Regions from separate parts of the Mus musculus genome. Here region 1 is linked to region 2. Evidence: chromatin loops called from intact Hi-C (ENCODE). Cell type or tissue: gastrocnemius. All regions are shown on one strand. Links, peaks and the distances in the headings refer to the core of each region. The heading gives the core; the rest is flanking DNA.

Region 1 (7,650 bases), core at 968-5,967, 74 kb after region 2:
GTCTGATGCCTCTGGCCTCTGTACTCAAACATATACTAAGACACACATACTAATTAAAAAGAATAAAACAAAGAGCAAGGTCAGGTGAGATCAGTTTTCACTTTCACTTGGCGTCATGTGGAAGTGCTAGGAAGCCACAAATCTCGGGTCTTCACAAAAACGGCCTGGGAAGCTCACACAGGACATCGTGTACTGTGCTTGGGGACTCGGCGTAGGCGGGCAGTGCTTACTCACATATGTAAAGCTCTCGATTCCATCCTTAGCACAATGGTCACCCGCCCAGCCCATGCTGTTATTTTGAGACCAATCTGCCCCAGCAAGCCTTGAACTTTTGACTCCCTTGCCTCAGCCTGCTGAGTAGCTCTGCCACTAGGCCCAGGAGATTTTAGCTTTATTTTGAAACCAAAGTATACAGAGGTAAGGAATTTGTCCCAAGACATTTCAGAAATCAGGCGTGGAAGTGTTCCATCCTGGAGAGGGAAGCATTTACCTGCACAATACGGATTACTGGGATTGAAGTTCAAGGCAAACTCATGTGAGACCTGAGGGCAAGATGAAAAACAATGAACCAAGCTGGGGTGCAACCCTCTCATATTAGCACACAGGGACCAAGACCGGAAGACTGCAAGTTTAAACCTAGCCTGAGTTATACAGTGAGCCAAACACGGCTGGGCAGAGAAGTGCACATCTTTAATCCCAGCACAGAGGGGCATTAGGATCACTGCATACCAAGGTCAGCTTTACCAACAAATAAACAAACAAACAAACAAAAAGAAAAAATGAGATCCTTCCTACATCTACCCCCCCAGCCTCTTGACCCCTCCCCCCAACACACACCTCCTGCCCCCACAAGCCCTGAAACATGGTCTCTGTAGACAAGGCTGGCCTTGAACTCAGAGAGATTCACTTGTGCTGCTTCCCAAGGGCTGGGATGCAGACACGCACCAGCGCATTCACCAAAGAGTTTGGGTTTGTCTGTTCGTCTGTCTGTTTGCTTTGTTGTTCTGAGACAGGGTCTCATTATGTAGCTCTGGCTGTCCTAGAATTCACTACATAGATCAGGCTGGCATCAAACTCATAGATATTGGCCTGCCTCTGCCTTATGAGAGCTGGGATTAAAGGTGTGTATCACCATGCCCTGCTGAGGTTTACTTTTTATTTATGTTGATGTCTGTGTGTGTGCACACCCAAAAAGATCAGAGGAATGCACTGGGTTCTCGTTAGAGCAGGAGTTATAGGGAGCTAACCTTCCCATGTGGGTACTGGGAACTGAACTTTGGTTATTTAGAAAAGAAGCAACTACTAATTCAACTGCTGAGACACCTGTGTAGGAGCACCCCTAGCCCTGTATAGGCCAAGAAAAAGGACACTCTCAGGGTCCATATGCAGCTCAGCAGAGTGCATGCTTAGCATGTTTAGGGCCCTGTGTTCAAGCCCCCAAAATACAAAATACAAACATGGGCATTCTGATATAGGCCAGGATTCCAACAGGAGCTATTTAGCCCTGAGCTTGCAGTGTAGCTGTTTGCAAGAATGGATCCCTGCATCTCTCCTTGAATTTGATGCCAAGTAATGAACACATTTACCACAGACTCTGGACTTAGGACCCTGACACCAAAGAGAGAATAGAGGAAGGGAAGAAGAGTATTTACCTGCCAATCAGGGGGCACCTGGGCTCCAAAACCAAATGCAGGAAATAGCTTGTCTCTGTGGGGGACAATGAATTGTAAAAGAGGCAGCAGGAGGATTTTCCCAGTGTAGAAGCTGAAGGGTATAGAGGGAGTGGAATGGTCTGAACCAGGGACTCACGAGTCATAGTCTTGAACCACGCTGCCCACGCTCCACAGAGCTGTCAGATACTCGTTGACTCCTGTAGGGCTCAGATAATGCAGGGAGTCAGGTGAGGATGGGTCGCCATTGGAGCCAGTGAAGTCCACACCCACCTGGGGAAAGAGCGAGAATGGAGGTGAAGGCTGTTCAGTCTAAGGCCGGTTCACTTGCCCCAGCCAGGCACTCCCATTTACTTACAGTAAAGTTGATCTGGCAGCCTCCCATCACATAGTCCAGGAAGGAATACTCTGTCTCCACCTGCAGATGAAGCCAGGTTAGGACAGGGCTAACAGGGGGCTGGCATCACAGAGCCCAGAGCTCAGAGCCTGGGTCACATGGGTCACCATCTTACCCGGCAAGTCTTGACACGGACAGTTCCAGAGTTCCTGTAGTTTTTCTTTCTCTGCTGCTTTTCAGGGTGGACACATTCAAACTCAGCCTAGTGGGGAGACAAATTAAAGTAAGACACCTGCCACAGCACTAGCCGAGGACCTAAGCCTCACTCTCCAGACCTCCCTCTGGGCAGCAGCCTTGCAGGCCACCAAAGCACTACCAACAGTCAACACTTACCGGGACTGCTTGCAGTTGGGCCAAGGTAGTATGGAAGGTACCAATGAGATCATGTGAGCCGTCACTGTCATAGTCTGAGCAGCGCACCTGAGAGGGGGCGTGTGTGTGGATAAAGGAGATGCACGACAGGCACGGAGCCTCTTCCCAGGACCCCTTCCTTCGATCCTTGTCAGGAAACTGCTCACCTGAATGGGCGTGCTGAGGTCCCCGCCACAGAAATGCTGCAGAGAGACTGAGAAGCGCTTCCAGGTAGGGTTCAGGTTGTTCTTGACTACCTGGGGGTGGAGAGTAGAGACCTCTGGTCTGGCCCATGAAGAGCTCCCACCGCTCTACCCACCAACAGGCTTTTTCTCTCGGTTCCCAAACTTGCTAATCCCAACCCCTGCAGTCTCTCTCCTCTGCCAAGCCACCTGACACCAGGAGTCACCTCGGTTCTGTATGCCAGCTGCCACTTCCCATCGCCTTGCCGGAAGAACTCCAAGAATGGGTCAGATTTCCCTAGGAAGTCCTGCAGATGCCAGAGACCAGAGTTATGAGACTAAGGAGCCAGCCATGCATCAGCCCTCTGTAATGCTTGGCTCCTTTGGGTCTCCTTCCAGACACACCTTCTTATCTAGGTTTCTAGCTTCCACCTCCATGGTTACTACACGGCTGTCCTTTAGCTCCTGAGCTGAAACCTAGGTAGAGAACATTGCATCGTCTCATGAACTTTTATTACTGGGACGGCTTCCCCGCCCAGGGTTTAGTTCTTACTGTGATGGTTCCCCGCCCTGCAGGCTTCCCAGGCTTCAACATCAAGGGTAAGGTCAGCGTCTGGCTGGATACAATCTGGGGAAAGCGAGGTAGGAGAGCTGTCAGCACCTGTCTCGGGCAGGGTGGGGTCCTGCTTGTCCGGGACATCCCCAACACCACTTACCTGACCTAGGGAACATTCAGCTCCCCCCAGGAAGTCGTCATCCCCCAGCTCTGGTGTCTTGTTGTCTATGTCATAGATTCCAAAGCGCAGCTTCTGGACAGTCTCAAAGTGGTATTCTATCTGCAGAGTCTTGGAGAACTCAGGGCTTGAGCAGTTGCGAACACGTTCAGTCCGGCAAAGCTGTGGCAACAGGTCACTCAGCATCAGTGACAAACCCTCTACCTCAAACATAATGCTACCTCCCTCAATGTCCTTAACCTTTGAGGCCCATCTCACCTCGGCCCAGGCCCCGCCCACATCCTGTAAAAGGACGCAGAGTGGGTCAGACTTGGAGCCAATGTCCTTGTCAATGAGATGTTCACAGGACACGGAGAGCTGGACCAAGGTCACGCAATGAGCCATCTGTGGGGGAAAGAACTGAGTCAGGCATCAGAGCATCTCCACCACCTTTCACTGACTATAGTTCCCAGCCTGGGAAAACTGCATACTGCACACTCCTGAATTCCAAGTAAGCTCAATAGCACAGGACGCAGTTGTGACACCAAACTCTGGCTCAAAAATCAATCCTTATTCTGAAAGTGGCCTTAACCTCAGCAATGCTGTCCGGACCTGGGGCTCTAGCCTTAGCCACTGCAGAGAGTAACTGATCTCACTCCCATCACTCACTGCTCCCCAACAGCCAATAATGATGCTCCCCAGACCCTGGGGCCTGAACCTTGCACTTGGGCTCCGCCCCCTCCACGGGTGCTTTGAATCTGCTGCTCAAGTGTACTCCCGCACGATTTCCTTGTCATCAACTCCAGGCCACTATTTATGTTGCCTAGAAACAGCAATAGCCTCTCCAGCTGGTCTCTTAACCTGTGCCATCCCTATTTCCACTTCCCACCTCCACCCCACCAGGCTATTAATATAGCAACCAAATTAATCCTGGCAAAAATATCCATGCCAGGCATGGTGGCACAGCCTGAAATCACAGCACACAGGAAGCAGAAGCAGGACTGATGTAAATGCAAGGCCACCTTAGGTAACAATACAGAGTTGCAGGTTACCCACGGCTACAAAGTGAGATCTTGCCTCAAAAAACAGAAAACGTACTGTGGCTCACACCGTAATTCTAGCTCTCGGGGAAACACAGGGAAGGGACGAGTTCAAGGCCAGCCTGAGTACAAAGTGAGTATGAAGCCAGCCTGGATTACATGAGATCCCAAGTCAAAAGCAAACAAAGGGGCTTGAGAGATGGCGAGGCAGCTAAGAGAATGTTTTGCTCTTGCAGAGCACCCGAGTACAATTCCCAGCACCTACACTGGCAGCTTCCAACAGTCTGCGCAGCTCTGGCTCCAGGAGCTCTGCTGCTCAGCCCATGCCTTTAGTCCACAGACATATATACATTAATTAAACATAAGACAACAGAACCTCCCTGCTGAACCTCACACTCTGGACCACCACTTGTAGAAACAGCACAAGCCGCACAGTGAGCTGATGTACGACCTGAATTCCCAGGTCCTCTGAACACCACCTCCCGTCAGTTCTCTCAAGAACTCATTCTGGCCTTCACCATTCTTCAAGCCCACCAGATTCCTATTCCAAAGACCTGCAGCATCCGGTAGAACTGTTTTCATCACCCACAGGCCCGCCGTCTCCTCTCTCATGAAGCTCATTCATCATCACGTGTGTTACACTGGCTAAGTCTTGCCTGCCAGTCTGAAATGCAAACCTTAGCACCACTGACACATCGCAGACTCAAATGTGCCTCTCACACCAGTATCTAGCTTACTACATATGTTGGTTACTGTCTCTAGCACTAGGACGAAAACCTCCTGTGTGAGGAAGAATGTATCTGTGCACTGCTCTATCCCAAGCATGCAGATACGTATGTTACATAAAATTCAAAAGGCCATCTCTAGCCCAAACTCTCAGACAGAGTAGTCTCCTGTCTCCAAATTCAAGCAGCAACAAACCTCTCCAATTCACCTGCTTCCTCGGTCAGAAACATCATCACCTTTTATGAGTCACCAGAGTGACTACAATGTAGTTCCTCCTGCAGCCCACAATGATGTGCAGGTGACATGGTCCATCTACATCAAGTGCACACAGAGATTCCTTGCTTGCCTCAGGAGCCCAGCTTCCCAACAGTACTTCCTGGGATGCTTCCCAGCCTATACTGACTTGCTTTGGTCCCTACATTTCCTGTTGGTTGTTGGCTTTATGGAATGGGAATTGAACCTAGAGCCTTGAGCATGCCAGGCAACCATCTGGCACTAAACTTCATCCCCGGCTCTAGTCTCCCACCCAGATCAGTACCCACAGCATTTTTAGAGTCACCCTCAGTACTTGAACCCCCTGCACAAACGAAAAGGGAAATCCTCACTACTCTTCATCCAAGAGTCTGTAGCCAAACTGAGCCAGGTGTGTGTATTCTCACTCCCACCCAGAAAGCCTACTGCTTTCCCAGGATCCAATTCCATCTGCGCATGAGAGCTCATGGTCTGGAGGCAGTCAACAACCCCAAGTGAACTGTGATTGGCAGACGCAGTGTTCTAAGGTGAGTCGACAAGAGGCATGTAGACTTTCAACCTTCAGATGGCTGGTTCTCTTAAGAGGCTCAACAGCCCACAGCTTTTGCCCCATCATAACCGAATTCCATGTCTGTCATCCCCTCATGCTCCCCGGGGCAGTGTTTGTTTCTCTTTTCACTATGCTTTAACAGCAGAAAGCCCCAAGAAACTCAATGCAACTCAAAGGCCCATCAGCTAGGTGGGGCTGGGCTCCCTAGCAAACACACAAAGGGGTACGGCACCCGCTCAATAGGCAGAACCGTGTGTCCTCCACACTGCCTGCCTGAAAGCACTAGATTATATAGCGAGCAAAAGTGTAACCCAGTTTTAAACGTTTTACTTAGGGAAGTATATATGCGACAGATCTGAATACACACACGTACAAGTAATACTCAGAGGACAGAAACATGTCAATATTGCTTTTAGGGGTGTGGGAGAAATGAGATAAAATCAAGAACTTCTTATGTTCTATACTCGCCCCCTTTATATTTTGAGGCTTTGCATCACCACTTTGCAGATGAGGATGACATCTGACCTTAGATTCTGGATACTCTGACCTCTCTCCCTACTAAGTGCTGGAGTTAGGTCTATGCAGCGCCATGCCTGGACTATTACAATCTGTGCACTTCATTGTTTTCAACATTATACATCTGCAGAGTCTTGTTAGCTGCCTACTCAGCGCTAGCCCACACATTTAAGTATCGACTACTCAGCTGGAGAACCATCAAGCTGTAACATCTCTGACCCTTAGGGGTTTCCTCCTCTCAATACTGCCTTACATAGCCAGTGTTCAGTCTCTCATTTAAAATCCCATATAACTGCCCAATGATCCTTACATTTAATACCAAACTCTCTAGCAAGCTACTTTGATCTCTCCGAGGGAGAATTTCTGCAGCATTGAGTAGTGGCATGTTGTGGTTAACCCTGAATTCTCTAGCTCAAACTGTTAAGACCTTTTTTAGTCTGCCACTTTCCTTAGCTCCTTCAGTTGGGATGGGCAGAACCAATATCCTCCCTAGTATCTTGTCATCCACAGCTCTGCTCTGACAAGCTTCCCCGTAGGACTTCTTGCCCAGCAGGATCTCACTGTCTTTGGATAACTGCAGTGGTTTCCTCTATCAGGTTTTTGTAACTATGTAGCCATTTCTGTGTTTCTTAGCTAAATGAAGAGCAGATCATGTCATTTCTGTTTAGAACCCTGGGATAGCTTCCCAGTGCATTCAATATAGCAGCCAAGTTTGAGAGCTGGAGAGTTGGCGGGGCAAGAGCTCAGCTTCCAGCAGCCATGTCGGGCAACTCCAGCTCCAAGGACTCCAGTGCCCCTTTCTGGTATCCACAGGCACCACGTAACCACACGCACAAACCAATGCACAGACATGCACAGGTACACAAACACACACACCAATCCCACCCCCCAAAAAAGAAAAAAAATCCCACCCAAGTTCTGTGGCAGGTAAACTGGCTTAGTGGGTAAAGTTCTGTGGCTGTAAGCTGGCTTAGTGGGTAAAAAGTTACTTGCCGTCACACCAGAGCTTGATCCCTGGGGCCCAGACAGTGGAAGGAGACACCCACAAATTATCAGATTGTCACATGGACTCCACAGCTCCTCAATGTCGCCAACACTAAATATAACTTTAAAAAGCCACTCCAATCTATAGCTCTTACAATGGTCTATAAAATCTAACCCATGCGTAAAGAGTCACCCAGCCACCCAAGAGTGCTCCCACTGGGCTGTTCTTTCTGATTCACCCACAGGATTGAGCCCATTCTCCAGCTCAG
Region 2 (7,650 bases), core at 957-5,956:
AGAGATGCTCATTGGTTAGGAGCTTGTGTTGCTCTTGCAGAGAACATGCGTTTGGTTCTATACCCACATGATGGCTCAGAGCCATCTGTAACTCCATATTCAAGGAATCCAGCCCCTCTTCTGACCCCTGAGGGCAGCAGACATGAACATGATGCACATGCATACATGCAGGCAAAATACTCATGCACATAAAATAAAATAAGCTTTGTAAACATGAAGGGCAGAATAGAACAGAGGAAGGCAAGGAGGAATGAGTATAGACACACAACTCTGGCCTCTGTGCTGAGGATATGAATGGGTTTGTGCTGACCATGCAGACCAGACTCTGGCCACTCACCCTGGTTATCCAGCTAGTTGCCTGAGTCCTTGCTCAGAGCAGATCAGAGCCACAACCTTCTTACCTCATCTTTACTATCTTGCGCATCTAGGGAATCAGACCATCTTCCAAAATCTATGGAAGAATTGGAGATGGTGAAATTCTAGAAAGTTCCTGTGACCCAAGAAAATCCCTCAGGGTCCTTCACCTGTTGTGAGAAATATTAAAAATGAACTGGCACGATCCCGCGTTTGTGCCTCTGTCCCAGCAGCCTGGCCGGCCATCCATGCACTGGCAGGCAATGGCAGTTTTGTTTTTATCCCTTGGAGACTCTGACTCAGAACTCCACCTAGCTCTCTAGGTTCCCACTGGCGAGTCATTACCATGCCAGCCCCATGCTTCGAAGCCCCCACAGCTTTTGTGGTGCCCCCACACTTTGCCACCGTACTCTCTGGAACCCAGTTGAATTGTCTCGAGAAGAAAAACACCACACAAACTTAGCTCAGAAATGGTAACTCAATCTCTGGGCACAACAACTAAAACCCAATCTTTTAAGCCGTATTAAATCTGATTCTTCTGTTGGTGAATCCTGACAGATCCACCATGATACCAGGAAACTTTTCAGCTACATCCTACCCTTCTGCTATCCCCGTTCCAAAAGCAGCCCAGACTTCCCAGCATTCCTCCCACCTCCCCAGGGAAAACTCCCTGTCCCCCCACTCTGAGAATGTCTAACACATCTCCATTACCGTGTCACTTGGGGCACCAGATCAGCAAGCTGCAATAACCAGTACTGCCCCCAGAAACCCTGGTGACTGGCATTCCTGGGACAGATGAAGGGTCCTGCTGTTTGGCTCCTCATCTCTGCCTCGGAGCTGTGGTTGGAGGCCTGATTCGTCCTTGGAACAAAGGCAGAAACTGACTGAATCTGGGACAAGACCAACCTGGACCCTACTACCTTCCCAGTACCCACCTGAAAGCCATGTAGAATAATTGGTTGATATTGCTGAAGCCAGAATTCCCCAGCATGGCACAGGACACACAGTGGAAATCAAAATGGTGCAGGAGGGAATTGGGAGTCACTCCAGATGGCTTCTTCCACACTGTCCCATGCTCGCTCACTGAGTTCATGCCCTGGTAACAGCACAAAGACAAGGTGGGGATTCTGGCACCAACCATCAGTTCTGGGGAGCAGGAGGAGAGACCATGGGCCGAGGTTGGGGAGGGGAAAGGTAAGCAGTAGCCAAGAGAAAGGGTTTGGACCAGAGGATGGGGGACTGGGCCTGGGGAGTGAAGCCAATAGCACAGGTCTGGGTGCTAACAACTGACCAGCCACCAGAGAGCTTTTGTCCTCCAGTATCCCATGAACTTCTCATAACATGCTTCCCCAGCTGTGTGGTGGCAGGTGGAACAGTTGGGGCTTTTTGAAGGGCAGCCACGCTTTCCAAATTTGAAGCAGAACCAGTTACATTGCTGTGGTACCATGTATGTCCATCCCTGCTGGGGTGCCAATTCATGTGTCAGGTACAGGCAGGGAGCAATCATCCACAAGACAAGCCCCCAGAAGACCCAGCAGTGCTCCATGTCTGCCCAGGCAGTGGCTCATGTGGCAGGGAACAGACTGGCTTCTTCACCTGAAAGGACATGGGGGCTGAGGCCACGGACAGCACGAGACAGCATGAGCATCCCCTCATGCTGGCCTCCACAGCTCCCCAGCCTTCCCTTCAGCTCCAATGTACCCCTCCTGTCCATTTTCTCACCCCCAGGGAGGATTCTGACTGGGCCTAGTGAAGATGCTAGCACAGAGTGTCCTGAGTGCTCCCTGCAGAAAGACTGGCTGTCAGCGCCACTCATTATATCAGAGTCCACACTGTGACCACTGTCCTGTACCCTACAGGGGACAGTCATCAGGCTCTTTAGTACTGAAAGTGAGAGCCCAGGGCCACAGTGTCCTCATCTCTCTTCAATTAGGTATCTGAGATTGCTGACCTGAACCTGTGTAGTTTCCCCCAGAAGCCAAGCATTCCAAGATGGTTCTGCCTGCCAGCGACCCCACCATCCCCCGCTGCCATGGTTTCACTGTGATCCTCCAGAATTCTTACTCTCTCCCCTAAATTCTTTTAAATCAACACAGAGTATTGGATATTGTCATGACCCTTTCTCTTATTTATTTTTTTCTAGATTTATGTTATGACAGCTCTCTACAGCCCCTAATATATATTTATATAACAGACTATGATAAAGGAAGCAACTGGAAAGAGCTTTCTAAATTGTGTCAGATTTACTTAGTGTATCTGTGCATGTGTGTGTGGGCATTCAGGCCATGGTTCATGTATGTGGTAGTCATAGAACCACCATGTGGGTTCTAGGAATTGTCCAGCTTAGTCACCAAGTTACCTCAATAGCCCTCAAGAATGTTTTCATTTACTCAAAATAGCCAGATAAAAACAAAAGCAAGATCCTTAACAACTCTCCCTGCAAAACCACTAGGCTAAACTTCTTTTCCATTAGAATGGTTATTTTTTACATGAGTAATTAAACAAGACCCAGATCTGATATATATATATACATAAATTCATATAAAAACAAAAACAGATGGGCAGTGGTGGCACATGCCTTTAATTACAGCACTTGGAAGGCAGAGGCAGGGAGATCCCATAAGTTCAAGGCCAGCCTGGTCTACAGAACAAGTTCCAGGACAACCAGGGCTATACAGAGAAATCCTGTCTTGGTCAAAACAAAACAAAACAGTGTACTTCATCTTGAGATAAGAATGATAAGTCCATCTCTATTTGTTAAAAACCAATTTCCAGCCTGATATGGTGGTGTAGCCTTTACCCTCAGCACTTAGGAGGCAGCAGCAGGTAGATCCCTGTGAGTTTGAGACCAGCCTGGTCTACATATGGAGTTCTAGGCCAGCCAGGGCTACTCCCAGTTCCCAGAAATGATAATTAACTTAAAAGCAGTTAGAAGGGTCAGTGAGATGATTTGCTGGCGAAAGCCCTTGCCACCCCAGCTGATGACCTGAGTTTGATCCTGCAGCTTGAAGAGGTTTGTCTTGACCCGGAAGGTCTGCAGCTTGTTTACAGCCGTCCCCATGAAGTTGCTGAGAGCTGGGGGTGTCATTCTGGTGCTATGGTGTGCATCAGCTACCAGGCTCCCTATACAGAGCTCCCACACAAGCTGGTAAGTATGGTCTGCCTGTATGTATACATGTGCACCGTGTGCATGCAGTACCCATAAAGGCCAGAAGAGGGCTCAGATTTTGCAGAACTGGAGTTTCTGATGGTTGGGGGCCACCTGATGGGTTCTGGGGAATGATCCTCTGAAAGGACAGCCATACGCTTAACTTTTGAGTCATCTCTCAAGCCCTTGCACACATCTTTTTTTTTTTTTTCTTTCTTTCTTTGAGACAGGGTTTCTCTGTGTAGCCCTGGCTGTCCTGGAACTCACTCTGTAGACCAGGCTGGCCTCAAACTCAGAAATCCACTTGCCTTTGCCTCTGCCTCTGCCTCCCAAATACTGGGAATAAAGGCGTGTGCCACCACGCCCGGCATGCACCCATCTTTTTAAAATGCAGGTTCTAAGGATTAATAGTTCTAAGGTCTTAAGAACAAATAGTTTTTATTCCATTTTTTTCTGGAGACCTGACAATTTACCCTTACAGAACTGATCCCTATATATGACCATATTTGACTCCAGTGTTTTGCCTCTGAGCAATCTCATGAACTCATGCATAAGTTATAACCACCTGGTACAATTTTTGTTTGGAATATTTTTATTTTTGTATGAGTGTTCTGTGTATATATATGTATATATATATATATATATATATATATATATATATGGTGCATGCCAGAAGAGGGCATCAGATCCCATTACAGATGGCTGTGAGCCACCATGTGGTTGCTGGGAGAAGGGGGCCTATGGAGGGTAACTAACTGGGCTTGTGTGTGTGATAGAAATACATTATGAATATGTATGAAGATTTCATAAACCCATTATCATGGATAATCAACATATCCTAACAAAAACATTTAAGGTCTAGATGTGGCAGCACATGCCTTTAATCTCAGCTTCTGCAAGGCAGAGGCAAGCAGAATTCAAGGCCAGCCCAGGCATAGTGAGACCCTATCTAAAATAAAATACAAAATAAAATCTTAAAAACTCTCTTTGGGTGAGCCGGGCGTGGTGGCGCACGCCTTTAATCCCAGCACTTGGGAGGCAGAGGCAGGCGAATTTCTGAGTTCGAAGCCAGCCTGGTCTACAGAGAAAAAAACAAAAACAAACAAACAAACAAAACAACAACAACAAAACCTCTTTAGGTTGACAGGAAATTGAATTCAACAGCATAAAATAGATTCCTAAAGTGGGATTTATTATCTGAAGCAAGAGTTCTACGTCAAGACCTTTAAGCTCAAGCATGGAGACTGAGCACAGCATGGTTGCTGGCTGCTCTTTCAGGGGACCCTGGTTCAGTTCCCAGCACACATTGGGTGACTCAGAACTGCCCATAAGTCCAGATTTCAGGGATCCAATGCCCCGTACTATCATCTGGTACACATAAACACATGTAGACACACATAAAAATAGTTAATAAATCTTCAAAACAGAAACCTCCCATGAGACGCTAAGAGGCTGAGGCAGGAGTCCAGGTGTTCCTGGTCAGCCAGAGCAGCAGAAAGACACTTTCTTAAAACAAAACTATTGAGCACTTTGTTTTAGTCTTTATAGCGGTATTAAGCTGTCTAGAGCTAATGGGTTACAACAGAAAGCAAATAAGGGTTTGTTTAATCTCCACTCCATAGCCTTGTCCTGGAGGGGTGGAATCAGCGAACGTCTTTATTTTATTTATTGACCCACACTGGGATTAGCACTTGGACGCTGTTTAAGAACCCAGGGTACTCTGAAGTCCAGAACTGGGTTCCACTATTGATCAGTTTAAGCTTGAAAAAAAAAGCAAAGTTAACACCCACTCTCTTTTAAAAATAACTTATAGATTATATTTACTTTTTTGTGAGTGTAGTCAAGGGCACGCCACGGCATTCATATGGAGGTCAGAGGACATTTTGCAAGAATCAGTTTTTTTCCACCATGTGGGTCCTGGGTATAGAACTCAGAATTGGCAGCAAATGCCTTCACCTTGCAAGCCAGTTAATACCCACTTCCCCCTGCAGAGATTCTCATGCCTTAACCGCATTGGAAACACCTTGGAGCCACTTTTGACTTTCTAATGAGGGAACCAATGATTTCCTTGGAACCGATTTCTTTCTTTCTTTTTTCTTTTGTAATTTTTCAAGCCAGGGTTTCTTTGCGTAACATCCCTGGCTGTCTTGGAACTCTCTTTGTAACCCAGGCTGAACTCGAACTCACAGACATCCGCTTGACTCTGTCTTCTGAGTGCTGGGATTAAAGAGTGCGCCCACCCCGGTTTGGAACCAATTCTAATTAACGCTGCGGTGGCTCTGGCGGGGTCAAGTTGGAAGCGCTGTCCTAAGAGATCCAAAGGTCCAAGGAGAGGCACTTACCACAGGTGCTGTCACTCCGCACCCAAGCACCGCCCTCTGTGCTCCCAGCCCGCCCCTCTCGGAGCACTGCCCAATCCGCGCGAGGAGGCGTGACAATGTCCACAAGCTAGACTGCCTTTGAGGAGGCAGGTGAGGGGGTGGAGCCCCACTTACGCACCGCTACGCCTGCGCAAGACAGCGAGGGGCGTGACCCCGGGTCCAGGCCGGAAGCGGGAGGCTGGAGGGGCGGGCCGGCTGGTGTCCCCTTTCCGGCCGGTCCCCATGGAGGCGCTGGGGAAGCTGAAGCAGTTCGATGCCTACCCTAAGACTCTGGAGGACTTCCGGGTCAAGACCTGCGGGGGTGCCACGGGTAGGTCTCGGCGCGGGCAGGGTTGCAAGGAGGGAGCTGTCCTCGCGTTCGGCCCGGGCTCCCGGACCCTCCGTGGCCTGCTAAGGGGCTGAGGGGTGGGATATAGGCCGTTCCAAATCTCGCTCTCGCCCTGCAGTGACCATCGTCAGTGGCCTTCTCATGCTCCTGCTTTTCCTATCGGAGTTGCAGTATTATCTCACTACGGAGGTGAGGGGCGTGGCCTAGAGCGTGGGCGGGGCCTGGCATTCTAAGGGCAGGACCCTTAAAGGTGGGAGAGGGGAGGAGAGGCGAGGAGAGGCATAGGGGCGAATCTGACTGAGGTAGACATGCTCTAGGTGCATCCTGAGCTCTACGTGGACAAGTCTCGGGGGGATAAACTGAAGATCAACATCGATGTTCTTTTCCCGCACATGCCTTGTGCCTGTGAGTACCCGATTGTGAGTGGGGAGTTGGACTCCTGGACGTAGGGTGGGCTTCCAGATTTACACCTCTGGCCTTAGATCCCAGAGTGAATGCCAGGCCATCCTCATTCCCCGAGTCCATTTCTTCCTCAAGATACATCTTTCCCATCAAAGCTCAGCTCTCCGGGTCCCTGGTGTCGTAGCGCCTTAGCTTGCCTCTCTGTTTCCAGACTTGAGCATCGATGCCATGGACGTGGCCGGGGAGCAGCAGCTGGATGTGGAACACAACCTGTTCAAGAAACGACTAGACAAGGATGGCGTCCCCGTGAGCTCAGAGGCTGAACGGCACGGTAACCAGGGGAGGGGGACAGGTCTCCGATCCTACAGCTGGACATGCCTGCCTTCCACACATGGGCCGTTGCAGGCTCAGTGACACCGTAGACAGAAGTCAGCTGGCTTGCTTAGGGTTCTACAACTATTAAAAATCAAGAGTCAGTTGAATCCATGCTTCTGGTATTGGAACATTGAGTAGAATACCTTAGGGGCTGGAGAGAGGGCCCAGTGGTTAAGAGCAAGACACTTTGCTCGGTTATCGTTTCTCAAGCTTGAACATGGGTCTTCCTTAGGTAAAGGAAGTTTGCTTGTCCACCTCATTGGCTAGAGTACTGTCCCCCGTTGCAGTGCGAGTATCCTAAGATTAAGAGCTTAAATTCTCGAGTAGAGTTGCCTGGGTTCGGATCTAGCATTGTCTTGCAGTTTGTGAGCATGATGCAGGGCTGGATGCAATACAGATGGGTCTCAGCTTACAACACTCTGACTTGGAGATGGTTTGAAAGCACGCCTGTACAACCATTCAGGTCTTCACTTTGCGTAGAGGACTCAGTCATTGGAGGTACTCGGTGCTTTGTTAGGAACTAGTCTTCATGTCAGATGGTTTGCCCAGCTGTTGGCTGGGTAAGTATTCTGAGAATGTTTAAGGCAGTATCAGTTAAGCTATAATGTTCTGTGTCTTAGATGTATTAAGTGCATTCTAAAATATGACATTTTACCATGGGA

The links. A loop is a pair of places that touch in the nucleus more often than their neighbours do. Peaks named below come from ENCODE experiments on the same cell type or tissue, not always from the same donor. Only the 100,000 strongest peaks of a DNase experiment are listed, where the experiment ranks them.
Region 1: it touches region 2 in a loop (5-fold over the local background); 2 of 42 quality-filtered maps call a loop at or near these places.

The regions. Positions count from the first base shown.
Region 1 is chr2:156,075,747-156,083,396 of GRCm38, forward strand. Cpne1 (copine I) reads right to left here. Exons shown (of 16, transcript NM_170590.3): 2 at 3,593-3,718; 3 at 3,317-3,496; 4 at 3,154-3,228; 5 at 3,006-3,077; 6 at 2,828-2,908; 7 at 2,586-2,675; 8 at 2,401-2,487; 9 at 2,183-2,269; 10 at 2,029-2,088; 11 at 1,810-1,943; 12 at 1,653-1,707; 13 at 491-542. The coding sequence starts at 3,718. Among named protein-coding and RNA genes, the nearest start is that of Spag4, 14 kb to the left of the region's middle. In gastrocnemius, for the core only: no CTCF peak of the experiment used is centred there; no DNase peak of the experiment used is centred there; H3K27ac peaks cover 2,027 bases.
Region 2 is chr2:156,002,036-156,009,685 of GRCm38, forward strand. It overlaps 6430550D23Rik (RIKEN cDNA 6430550D23 gene), which reads right to left and starts at 2,392. Exons shown (of 6, transcript NM_001145351.1): 1 at 2,306-2,392; 2 at 1,646-1,950; 3 at 1,290-1,450; 4 at 1,066-1,215; 5 at 402-451. The coding sequence starts at 1,900. The coding sequence ends at 433. It overlaps Ergic3 (ERGIC and golgi 3), which reads left to right and starts at 5,993. Exons shown (of 13, transcript NM_025516.5): 1 at 5,993-6,193; 2 at 6,330-6,400; 3 at 6,529-6,616; 4 at 6,825-6,944. The coding sequence starts at 6,106. In gastrocnemius, for the core only: a CTCF peak has its summit at 3,561 (motif pointing right); a DNase peak (open chromatin) is centred at 3,549; H3K4me3 peaks cover 560 bases; H3K27ac peaks cover 462 bases.